Regions from separate parts of the Homo sapiens genome. Here region 2 is linked to region 1. The links are chromatin contacts, found by Hi-C or POLR2A ChIA-PET in ENCODE. All regions are on one chromosome and are shown on one strand. The core of a region is the stretch at or near the end of the contact, and the rest is flanking DNA. Distances in the headings are between cores, read along the strand shown. Region 1 holds the start of ZSCAN21 (zinc finger and SCAN domain containing 21). Region 2 holds the start of GPC2 (glypican 2).

Region 1 (5,104 bases), core at 1,683-4,182:
ATATACTCACAACTGCCCAAACTGTATCTCCAACTTAGACCTCCCTGCTGACCTCCAGACTCATACGACCAACTACCCACTTGCCATTACCACCTGGATGTCCAGTAAGACATCTCAACCTTAACATGTCCAAAATGGAATTCCCATCTCTCCCTCAAAAGCTGCTCATCTCAGCTAATGGCAACTCTCATTGTTCTTTTTACTTGGACCGAAAAACCTGGGGTCATCCCGAATCCTCTTTCACTTTTTTTTTTTAATTTAATTTTTTTATTTTTTAGAGACAGTGTCTTAGCCTGTTGCCTAGACTGGAGTGCAGTGGCACAATCACAGCTCACGGAAGTCTTGAACTCCTAGTCTCAAGCCATCTTCTTGCCTTGGTCTCTCAAAGTTCTGGGGTTACAGGCGTGAACCACTTCACTGGGTCTTTATTTTATTGTTTTTCAATTACAGAGGCAGGGTCTCGCTTTGTTGCCCAGGCTGGCGTGTAGTGGTGCCATGACAGCTCACTGCAGCGTTGAACTCCTGGCCTCAAGCGATCCTCTCACCTCAGCCTCCAAAGTAGCCAGGACTACAGGTGTGCATCACCACATCTAGCTAATTAAAAAAAATTTATTTATTGATTTACTTATTTTTGTAGAAACGAAGTCTTGCTTTGTTGCCCAGGCTGAGGCATAACTTGAGCTCAGGAGTTCCGGGCTGCAGAGTTGTGGCTGTACCACTGTGCTCCAGCCTGGGTGACAAAGGAAAACCCTGTCTCTTAAAAAAATAAAGAAGCATGCGGCTAGAAATCAAATGCTTCATTACTAACTCACATTGTCTACAATCACAGTGACTTTTTAAAAGCTATCTAGACTGTTTATCTCAAGAAGTCCATCAAGCAAAAGTTCATGGTCTATCATAAACAGAAGGCCCTTGTTCTGTGTCCATTTTCCCTCCTCCTTTATGCCAATCTCCCACAGCTTATATGCCCTTATGAAAGCGCCCCAAGTCCATTCTGTAACAAGATGAGGCATAAAAAAATCAAATTACCATAGATTCTAAAAGTAGAACAGCACTTACCCACTTGTGCTAAAATGCTTCACACTCAGTCCGTACCTGAAAATCCCTAGGGGGCCCGGCGCCGTGGCTCACACCTGTAATTCCAGCACTTTGGGAGGCCCGAGGCGGGCAGATCACGAGGTCAGGAGATCGAGACCATTCTGGCTAACACGGTGAAACCCCGTCTCTACTAAAAAATACAAAAAATTAGCCAGGCGTTGTGGCGGGCGCCTGTAGTCCCAGCTACTTGGGAGGCTGAGGCAGGAGAATGGCTAGAACCCGGGAGGCGGAGCTTGCAGTGAGCCGAGATCGCGCCACTGCATTCCAACCTAGGCGACAGAGCGAGACTCCATCTCAAAAAAAAAAAAAAAAAAAAAAAAAAAAAGAAAATCCCTAGATCCCTAGGCAGCCAAATTAGATAATTCTTGAGCCACAGAATTCCACTAATTGTTACAAGTTCTTCCTTTTTTTTTTTTTTTTTTTTTTTTTGAGACGTAGTTTCACTCTTGTTTCCCAGGCTGGAGTGCAATGGCGCGATCTCGGCTCACCGCAACCTCTGCCTCCCAGGTTCAAGCGATTCTCCTGCCTCAGCCTCCTTACAGGCATGTGCCACCACGCCCGCCTAATTTTGTATTTGTAGTAGAGACGGGGTTTCTCCATGTTGGTCAGGCTGGTCTCGAACTCCCGACCTCAGGTGATGCACTCGCCTCGGCCTCCCAAAGTGCTGGATTACAGGCATGAGCCACCGCGCCCGGCCACACAAATTCTTTAACCTGAATCAAATTCCGCATCATTTCAAAAATCCTAGGTTAGTCCAAGACCAATACTCACTTTCTCCATAGCAGCCTTCCAACACTTGAAAACAATTATCTTGCCTCTTAATTCTTTTCCTCTCCACAGCTCAACTGTTCCTTAGATTTCGTGGGTTTCCAAGTACCTCACCCATCAAATCAACGTTCTTTTTTTTTGTGAGACCAAGTGTTGCTCTGTCGCCCAGGCTGGAGTGCAGTGGCGTGATCTCGGTTCAGTGCAACCTCCACCTGGTGGGTTCAAGCGATTCTCCTGCCTCAGCCTCCTGAGTAGCTGGGATTACAGGCGCGCTCCACCACACCCAGCTAATTTTTGTATTTTTCGTGGGGACAGGGTTTGGCCAGGCTGGTCTCGAACTCCTGACCTCAAGTGATCCGCCGGCCTCGGCCTCCCGAACTGCTGGGATTACAGGCGTGAGCCACCGCGCCTGGCCCAAATCAACTTTGTCCTGACACTCTTTTATTTATACATGGTTCTTTAAGACTGTTTTTCTAAACCATGAGCAGATCCCTATTCTGTGTGTGTGTTCTAGCCCGAACAAAGCCCGAGGGGACTATTTCTTCCCTTGGATTTGATTCTACCCAACACTTCTAATGAGGTTCGGCTTCCCACAGGTTTCCAACACCTTGGGCGTATTGCCATCAATGAGCCTTGCGTTCGGACCTCCAGTTCAGAGAAAGGGAAAAAAGGCGGCCACGGTCAGACTGATAGACGGCTTGGCTTGGGGAACGCACAAAAAAAACTATTCTGGAACGCGAAAGAACTTCCAAAACATCTGTTCTTCCAGCTTTCATTTGTTAAAGCCCCAAGTGGAAGAAAAGGCTTTCCAGGCAGCCAGCGCCCCCACCAGCTGGTCCTGGGCGGGGACGAGGAGCTCCTCCCCACAGCCCTGCTAGGACCGGTCTAGGTGGGGTCCTCGGAAGCCACAGCTGCTAAACCCACTCCTCCCTCCCCAGACCATTCAGCCACGGCTCCCTCTCCTGTCCGCCTCGCTAACCCGCGACCAGCAGGCTCACCATGAATCAGAGCCGCTCCGGGTACCGGGAGACCGCACCGCGTACCTCGGGACCGCGCACCCGGAAGTGCGTCATAGCCCCGCCCCCGCGGAAAAGTAGTGCGGGGCCGTAGCGGCCCCTCTAGAAATTCGGGAGGTCCTCTCTGTGTCTCTGGCCCTTGGGACATCAGGGAGGAGTTGAGTCCACCCCGAAAATGAAAAGCCAGGGACTCTTTCTGTTTTTACCGAAGACGGTCAGACCAGATGAAGGCTGCGGCGGTTCTCTCACCCAACCCCGACGCCCTGGGGCAGGGAGGGCATGGGCTGAGGCAGCCACCTCGGTCACCCTCGTGGACTTCAGAGCCCAAGGTCCCTGAGTACCCTTGGGATAAGCACAGGGTTCCTTGTCCATAAACCTGGATCGAGGTCACTGGATACCCTTGGGCCCAGCTCCTCGGTCCAGGTTTATGGACATGGAACGCTGTGCTTGGCCCGTGAAGCCAGAGATTGAGTTAATACTTCGTTGATGAAAACAATCAAACTGTAAAATATTTGAAGACATTTATTTTGAGACAAATATGAGTGACCAATGGCCCAAGGTACAGTCTCAAGAGGTCCTAAGAACATGTACCTATGATGGTCGGGCTACAGCTTGGGTTTATACAATTTAGGGAGACATAAGACACCAATCAAGACATGTAAGATGAACATTGGTTCTGTGGGAAAGGCAGGACAATTCCAAGCGGGGATGTTCCAAGTCATAGGTGAACTCAAGGATCTTCTAATGGGCAACTGGCTGAAAGTTATTGTCTAAAGACCTATAATCAATAGAAAGGAATGTCTGGGATGACTAAGGCAGGGGTCCCCAACCCTTGGGGCACAGACAGATACCAGTCCATGGCCTGTTAGGAACTGGGCCGTTACTGCAGGAGGTGAGCTGCAGGAGCAAAGCTTCACCTGTATCTACAGCCACTCCCCATTGCTCTAATTACTGCCTGAGCTCCGCCTCCTGTCAGATCAGCCATAGCATTAGATTCTTACAGGAGCACAAACCCTATTGTGGACAGTGCATGCGAGGGATCTAGGTTGTGCACTCTTTATGAGAATCTAATACCTGATGATCTGTCGCTGTCTCCCATAATTCCCCAATGGAACCCTCTAATTACAGGAAAACAAACTCAGGGCTCCCACTAATTCTATGTTATGATGAGTTGTACAATTATTTCATGATATATTACAATGTAATAATAATAGAAATAAAGTACACAATAAATGTAATGTGCTTGAATCATCCTGAAACCACGAAACCATCCATCCCCCTCCTGCCATCCATGGAAAAAACTGTCTTCCACAAAACTGGTTCCTGGTGCCAAAAAAGGTTGGGGACCGCTGAACTAAGGGGTTGTGGAGACCAGGGTTCCCATTATGCAGATGGAGCCTCCAGGCAGCCGGCTTCAGAAAGAACAGACTGCAAATATTTCTTATCAGACTTTAAAAAGTGCCAGACGCCCAGTTGATTCTCTCCTGGATCAGGAAAAAGGCCTGGAAAGGGAAGGGGATTCTCTACCAAGTGTAGATTTTCCCCACGAGAAGACAGCTTGGTAGGGTTATTTCAAGATATGGCAAAAAAACATATTTGGGGTGGAAATATTTTCGTTTCCTTCTTTATCTGCCATGTGATGTTATGCCAGAGCCTGGTTGAAAAGTCAGCCAGGTTATATAAAGTTAAATAAAACCTGTCTGATGAGGCTTTATGGTTTGAAGGGGGTGACTCTCCAGGCCCCTTAGATAGTAATTTGGGCAAAAGAAGAAAACAGTCAGAGTTTAGTCCTCAACTTTGCAGACCAGGGTCATGGTGACATCAATCAGAAGTAGCCTTGCCCTTCTGTGGGTCCTAAACTTCCTGAGCAGAAGACCTAGGGGCTGAACTCCTTCCAATGCTGCAGGACTCGATGAAGATGTCTTTGCCTGCCTTTTCCTCCTGCTGCTCTGGCTCAGCTGCAGGTTTCCAGACTGAAGAGTCTGTATTTTCCACCTCAGCACTACTCCATCGGGCCCCCTGTGAGTTTGCTTTTGTCTGGTCCTGCAAAACTCACATGTGTTGAGGAACACCAATATGGCTGCCTGCACGTGGAATTCCCTGTCCATACGCGTCATGAATTCATAGATACTCAATATCATTTTTCCCTGACATTTTCCAGGATAATTTAAAAATTTTTTATGTTTAAAGACATGCAAAATTAGAGAAAATGAGCCTCCATG
Region 2 (5,104 bases), core at 1,198-3,697, 130 kb before region 1:
GAAGGCGGAGGTTGTGGTGAGCTGAGATCGTGCCACTGCACTCCAGCCTGGGCAACAAGAGTGAAACTCCATCTCAAAATAAATAAATAAATAAGACAAAGAGCTGACCTAAGGCATCAAGGGATTAAGCACAACAACACCCCAGAAACTGGCCAGCAGGTTTGGAGTTGCTCTCCAAAAGCTGAGGAAGTCACACACCAGGGTAGCTTCAGACACATCTCTCTCTAGAGGCTGTGGAAGTGCAAACTGCCTACTGCAAGGAAATTTAACTCATAGGTATTTTCTTTAAAAAAAAAAATTGCACACTGGGTGTGGTAGATCATACTTGTAATCCCAGAACTTTAGGCGGCTGAGGCGGGAGGACTGCTTGAGCCCAGTAGTTCAAGACCAATCTGGGCAACATAGCAAGACCCCATCTCTACAAAAAATAAGCAAAAACTAGCTAGGTGTTGTTGCGCACACCTGTGGTCCCAGCTACTCAGGAGGCTGAGACAGGAGGACTGCTTGAGCCCAGCAGTTTGAGACCAGCCTTGGCAACATGAGACACACCCAAAAAAAAAAAAACAAAACCCAAGCAAGGTACACACCAGGGCAGCTTCAGACACAGCCCTCTCTAGAGGCTTCAGAAGTGTAAACTGCCTGCTGCAAGGGAATTTAACTCATAATTAAAAAAAAAAAAAAAAAGGCAAGGTGCCCAGGGTGGCTCAAACCTGGAATCCCAGCACTTTGAGCAGCTGAAGCAGGAGGACTGCCTAACCCTACGAGTTCAAAATCAGTCTGGGCAATATAGCAAGATCCTGTCTCTACGAAAAAACCAAACCAAAACCAAAAAAACTAGCCAGGTGTGGTGGTGCACCTGTAGTCCCAGCTACTCGGCAGAATGAAGCGGGACGATCGCCTGAGCCCAGGAGGTCGAGGCTGCAGCGAGCTATGACTGCACCACTGCACTCCAGCCTGGGAAACAGAGCGAGACTCTGTCTCAAAAAAAAAAAAAAGTAATGACAAATAAATAAAATAAGGCAAAGAGTGGACCTAAAGCACCAAGGGATTACAGACACCAGAAACTGGGCAGTGGGTTTGGAATTGCTCTCCAAAAGCCGAGGCGTGGTGCACAGTGCTCCCGCCTATAATCCCAGTACTTTGGGAGGGCGAAGCGGGAGCATCGCTTGGGTCCAGGAATTCAAGATCAGCCTGGGCCACATAGCAACGCCCTGTCTCTAAAAAAAAAAAATTAAATGGAAAAAAAAAAAAAAGCCAAGCAAGGCAGACAGCAGGGCAGCTTCAGACGCACCCCTCTCTGGAGGCTTCGGAAGTATAAACCGCCCTCTGCAAGGGAACTTACAGGTTTTTTAAAATGAAATAAAAAAAATAAAGAAAGAAATAAGAAAAAAAATACAAGAAGACCCCAGGCTTTCGTTTCCAGAGGACTAGCACCTGATTCCACCTGGAATGGAACAGGAGGCTCTTAAGGATTTGGGGGTGGAGGCGCCATGAGAATAGGGCTGGAAACGCAAAAGGAGGAAAGGCAGGTGCGCGTTTCCTATTTTTCCAGAAGGTAAAAATATCTACGACTGCCCCTGGGGTAAGCGGCTCCAGGATAAAGAGCCTTCCAAGCGCTTAAGAGAATGGACTCTCAGTCTATGGAGGCCTGGGGAGAGGATTCTCCAGCTCTGTGGCGGAGGCCATTGGGGCACGGCCCGGGAAGGCTCCTAGTGTCAGGGCCGGGAGGGTCGCGAGAGGGCCTATTCTTGGGTCAAGGAGAAACCTGTCAGAGCCTGGAAGAGTGACTTCTGGCCGAGCAGGGTTCAGGGAAGGTCCCCACCTCAGGTCCCTCGGGTGTCTCTGGCCACCCCACCTTCCACACAGGCGCCCGCCGCTGCCCTTCCGGGGGCGAAAGATTCCAGAAAAGCGCGGGAACGTACAAGACACGCTGTGCGCAAGCGCAATCCCAACGGCTCGCCCAGGGCCAGTAGCTATCGCGAGGTTTGGAAGTGTGCGAGCTGATGCGCGCCACGTTTGAGTCACGCCGCTCCACAGCCTCGTGTGGCCTCAAGCTCTCAGGCGTCCTGCCCTCTCACGTGGGCTTGGGCACGCGGGCGGCCCGCTTTAGCCCCGCCCCCACCCAGGTCCCACCCCCGCTACCCTCAATCTCCTACTCCATTGGGCGGGTTTTGGACCAGACTGCTAGTAACCCCTTTAATCTGGCTTCTCAATTGCCATAGGCTAGGTTCCACCCAGGCCCCGCCTTTTGAGCCGGATCGCCACGCCCCCGAGGGAGACCACGCCCCTATTTCACCAACCTCCTGAGTGCCAGCCGGGTCCCGCCCCCCTGCCGAGCTTCCGCGCTACATTGGCTTAATTTCTTCCTTGCCCCCGCCCCTGAAGCCGGCTCCGAGCCATTATTGGCGGGGCCCCGCCTCGGGCCCCGCCCCCTGTCCGGCTCCCCGCTCCCATTGTCTCGGCAGATGCCGCCTGGTCCAGCTATCGTGCTCGGTATTCAGTTTTCCGGAGCAGCGCTCTTTCTCTGGCCCGCGGAGCGGTCCCGCGGCCGAGTACCGGATTCCCGAGTTTGGGAGGCTCTGCTTTCCTCCTTAGGACCCACTTTGCCGTCCTGGGGTGGCTGCAGTTATGTCCGCGCTGCGACCTCTCCTGCTTCTGCTGCTGCCTCTGTGTCCCGGTCCTGGTCCCGGACCCGGGAGCGAGGCAAAGGTCACCCGGAGTTGTGCAGAGACCCGGCAGGTGCTGGGGGCCCGGGGATATAGCTTAAACCTAATCCCTCCCGCCCTGATCTCAGGTGAGGAGAAAGAGGAAGACTAGAGAATTGGGGGTGGGGGGCGGGGGCGGGGCCTCCTCATCTCACAATAACTCTCTTCCTTTTCAGAGTGACCGTTATACTAATCTTTTCATCCCACAGTAATGTCTGTTCTCCTCCTGTAACTTCCTTACCGGGATCACAATAACCCTCCTATGCAAAGAATAGCGCTCTTACTCCATCCCCACCCCAGGAATCCCCTCCTCCTAATTAACACCCCCTATGTGTTTCTTTCTTCACAGCCATGTTCTCCTCGCTGTTTCTATTAGCCCCTTCTATGAGAATACTTTATTGCTCACCAAGTAACCCCACCCTTCCAAGCCCCATTCTTCATCCCCTAGAAGCTGTTCTCCAAGTCCCTCGAGGTCTGGGGTGTGGACATTGGGGAGGGTCACCTGAGGACACTCTGACCACTGACTTGGCCCTCAGGGCAGCTGTTAAATAGATGATCCCGTGGCTAATGGGAGTGAACTTGGGATGGGTCAGGAGACAATAAGGTAGGGGATAGGTTCAGGTAGGGAAGAGGGTGCAGACAATAGAAAAGAGACCAGGCAGGTAGAAGAGAAGGCATAGTCCCCAGAGATAGGCGGGAAATGGAAGGGATTTTAGGATATCACTTCCCACCATTCCTTCACGTCTCCTCTGTCCAGGTGAGCACCTCCGGGTCTGTCCCCAGGAGTACACCTGCTGTTCCAGTGAGACAGAGCAGAGGCTGATCAGGGAGACTGAGGCCACCTTCCGAGGCCTGGTGGAGGACAGCGGCTCCTTTCTGGTTCACACACTGGCTGCCAGGCACAGAAAATTTGATGGTGAGGACCTGGGGTCCCCAAACTCAGCTTCACAGCTCCTCTCGGTGCTTAGGACCCCAGCAAGGCTCCTGTCCCCACTCCTTACTCCATCTGTGAAGACTCCATCCCCTCCCAGCCCGCCCACCCCCCAGACTCTGTCTCCAGGGCCCTGCCCTCCCCCATTCCCTGTCTGCCCCATCTCTGAGAGTTACTCAGTTTCTGATTCACTTGTCTTTTCTCTTCTCTCCCATCTCCTCCTGCCTCTGCCTGTTCACTTTTCTCCCCATTCTTTGGCCTGACCTGCCTTCCACCTGTTCCCTGCATTTGCTGCAGAGTTTTTTCTGGAGATGCTCTCAGTAGCCCAGCACTCTCTGACCCAGCTCTTCTCCCACTCCTACGGCCGCCTGTATGCCCAGCACGCCCTCATATTCAATGGCCTGTTCTCTCGGCTGCGAGACTTCTATGGGGAATCTGGTGAGGGGTTGGATGACACCCTGGCGGATTTCTGGGCACAGCTCCTGGAGAGAGTGTTCCCGCTGCTGCACCCACAGTACAGCTTCCCCCCTGACTACCTGCTCTGCCTCTCACGCTTGGCCTCATCTACCGATGGCTCTCTGCAGCCCTTTGGGGACTCACCCCGCCGCCTCCGCCTGCAGGTGAGGGATCCTGAGGCCTGAGCTTCAACCACTTCTGACCTAGTGACCCCTGAACTGTGCACCACTCACCTCCAAACTGGCGTGCTCCAGTCACCTCTGACCTGGTGATCCCCCATCCTGCATTGAAGCCATTTCTGACCTGGTGATCCCTATCCTGAGCTTTACTCACCACTGCCCGACCCAGTGCCCCTTGGTCTTCTTGAAGCAGATGCCCCCACCCCTGCCACCTCCCATTCTGAGCCCTAGTTTCACACAAACACTCACCTGCCCTTAGCCTCCAGCCACCTTTGTGCCAACCCCTTCCTAATCGTAACACCTTGACTTCCTCTGGTTCAACTAAACAGGAATTGTGCATTCAATACGCAAAAGGCATTTTCTTTTATAGTATCACATTTAGTTGTCATCATAACCCTGTGAGGTAGACAGTCATGCCCTTATTTTACAGATGAGAAAACTGAGGCTCCCAGAGATTAAGCTTTTCAGCCAGTAAGTGGCAGAGCCGTGGCTCACACCCAGGTCTTCTGGCTTCAAGTTCAGTGTTAGTTCCGATACACAATTTCTCTCTCTCTAAGCCCTGTACAACATAATCCCTCCATCTCTTCCCAAGCCTTCCTTTGTTTTTCTTTAAGACTATAATTCCTGTGGGGGCTCTTGAACCTGCCTCTCTGTACCACCCAACACTCGACCCACTCTGAGAGAACCCCACACACCCAACCCTCACTGCTCTTGATGCAGTCTCTTGGCTCCAGTCTTGACTGACCCATAACAACCTTGTGGTTTTTCTCACCTTCTTTGCCTTCTCCCAGATAACCCGGACCCTGGTGGCTGCCCGAGCCTTTGTGCAGGGC

What was found. A loop is a pair of places that touch in the nucleus more often than their neighbours do. ChIA-PET counts read pairs that join two places held with the same protein, here RNA polymerase II (POLR2A). Pooled maps may share reads with other maps.
Region 2: a pooled map shows a loop between it and region 1 (4-fold over the local background). The contact joins the promoter of GPC2 here to the promoter of ZSCAN21 in region 1. A Hi-C loop is called at or near these places in 6 of 50 pooled maps. POLR2A ChIA-PET finds 5 or more read pairs at or near these places in 2 of 52 experiments (AG04449 and K562).

Annotation. Positions count from the first base shown.
Region 1 is chr7:100,047,602-100,052,705 of GRCh38, reverse strand. ZSCAN21 (zinc finger and SCAN domain containing 21) reads right to left here and starts at 2,932. Exons shown (of 4, transcript NM_145914.3): 1 at 2,865-2,932. RefSeq lists an enhancer at 2,411-3,030.
Region 2 is chr7:100,174,724-100,179,827 of GRCh38, reverse strand. GPC2 (glypican 2) reads left to right here and starts at 2,447. Exons shown (of 10, transcript NM_152742.3): 1 at 2,447-2,794; 2 at 3,463-3,621; 3 at 3,934-4,256; 4 at 5,063-5,104. The coding sequence starts at 2,629. STAG3 (STAG3 cohesin complex component) reads right to left here and starts at 1,910. Exons shown (of 34, transcript NM_001282717.2): 1 at 1,823-1,910. RefSeq lists silencers at 2,136-2,185, 2,366-2,485.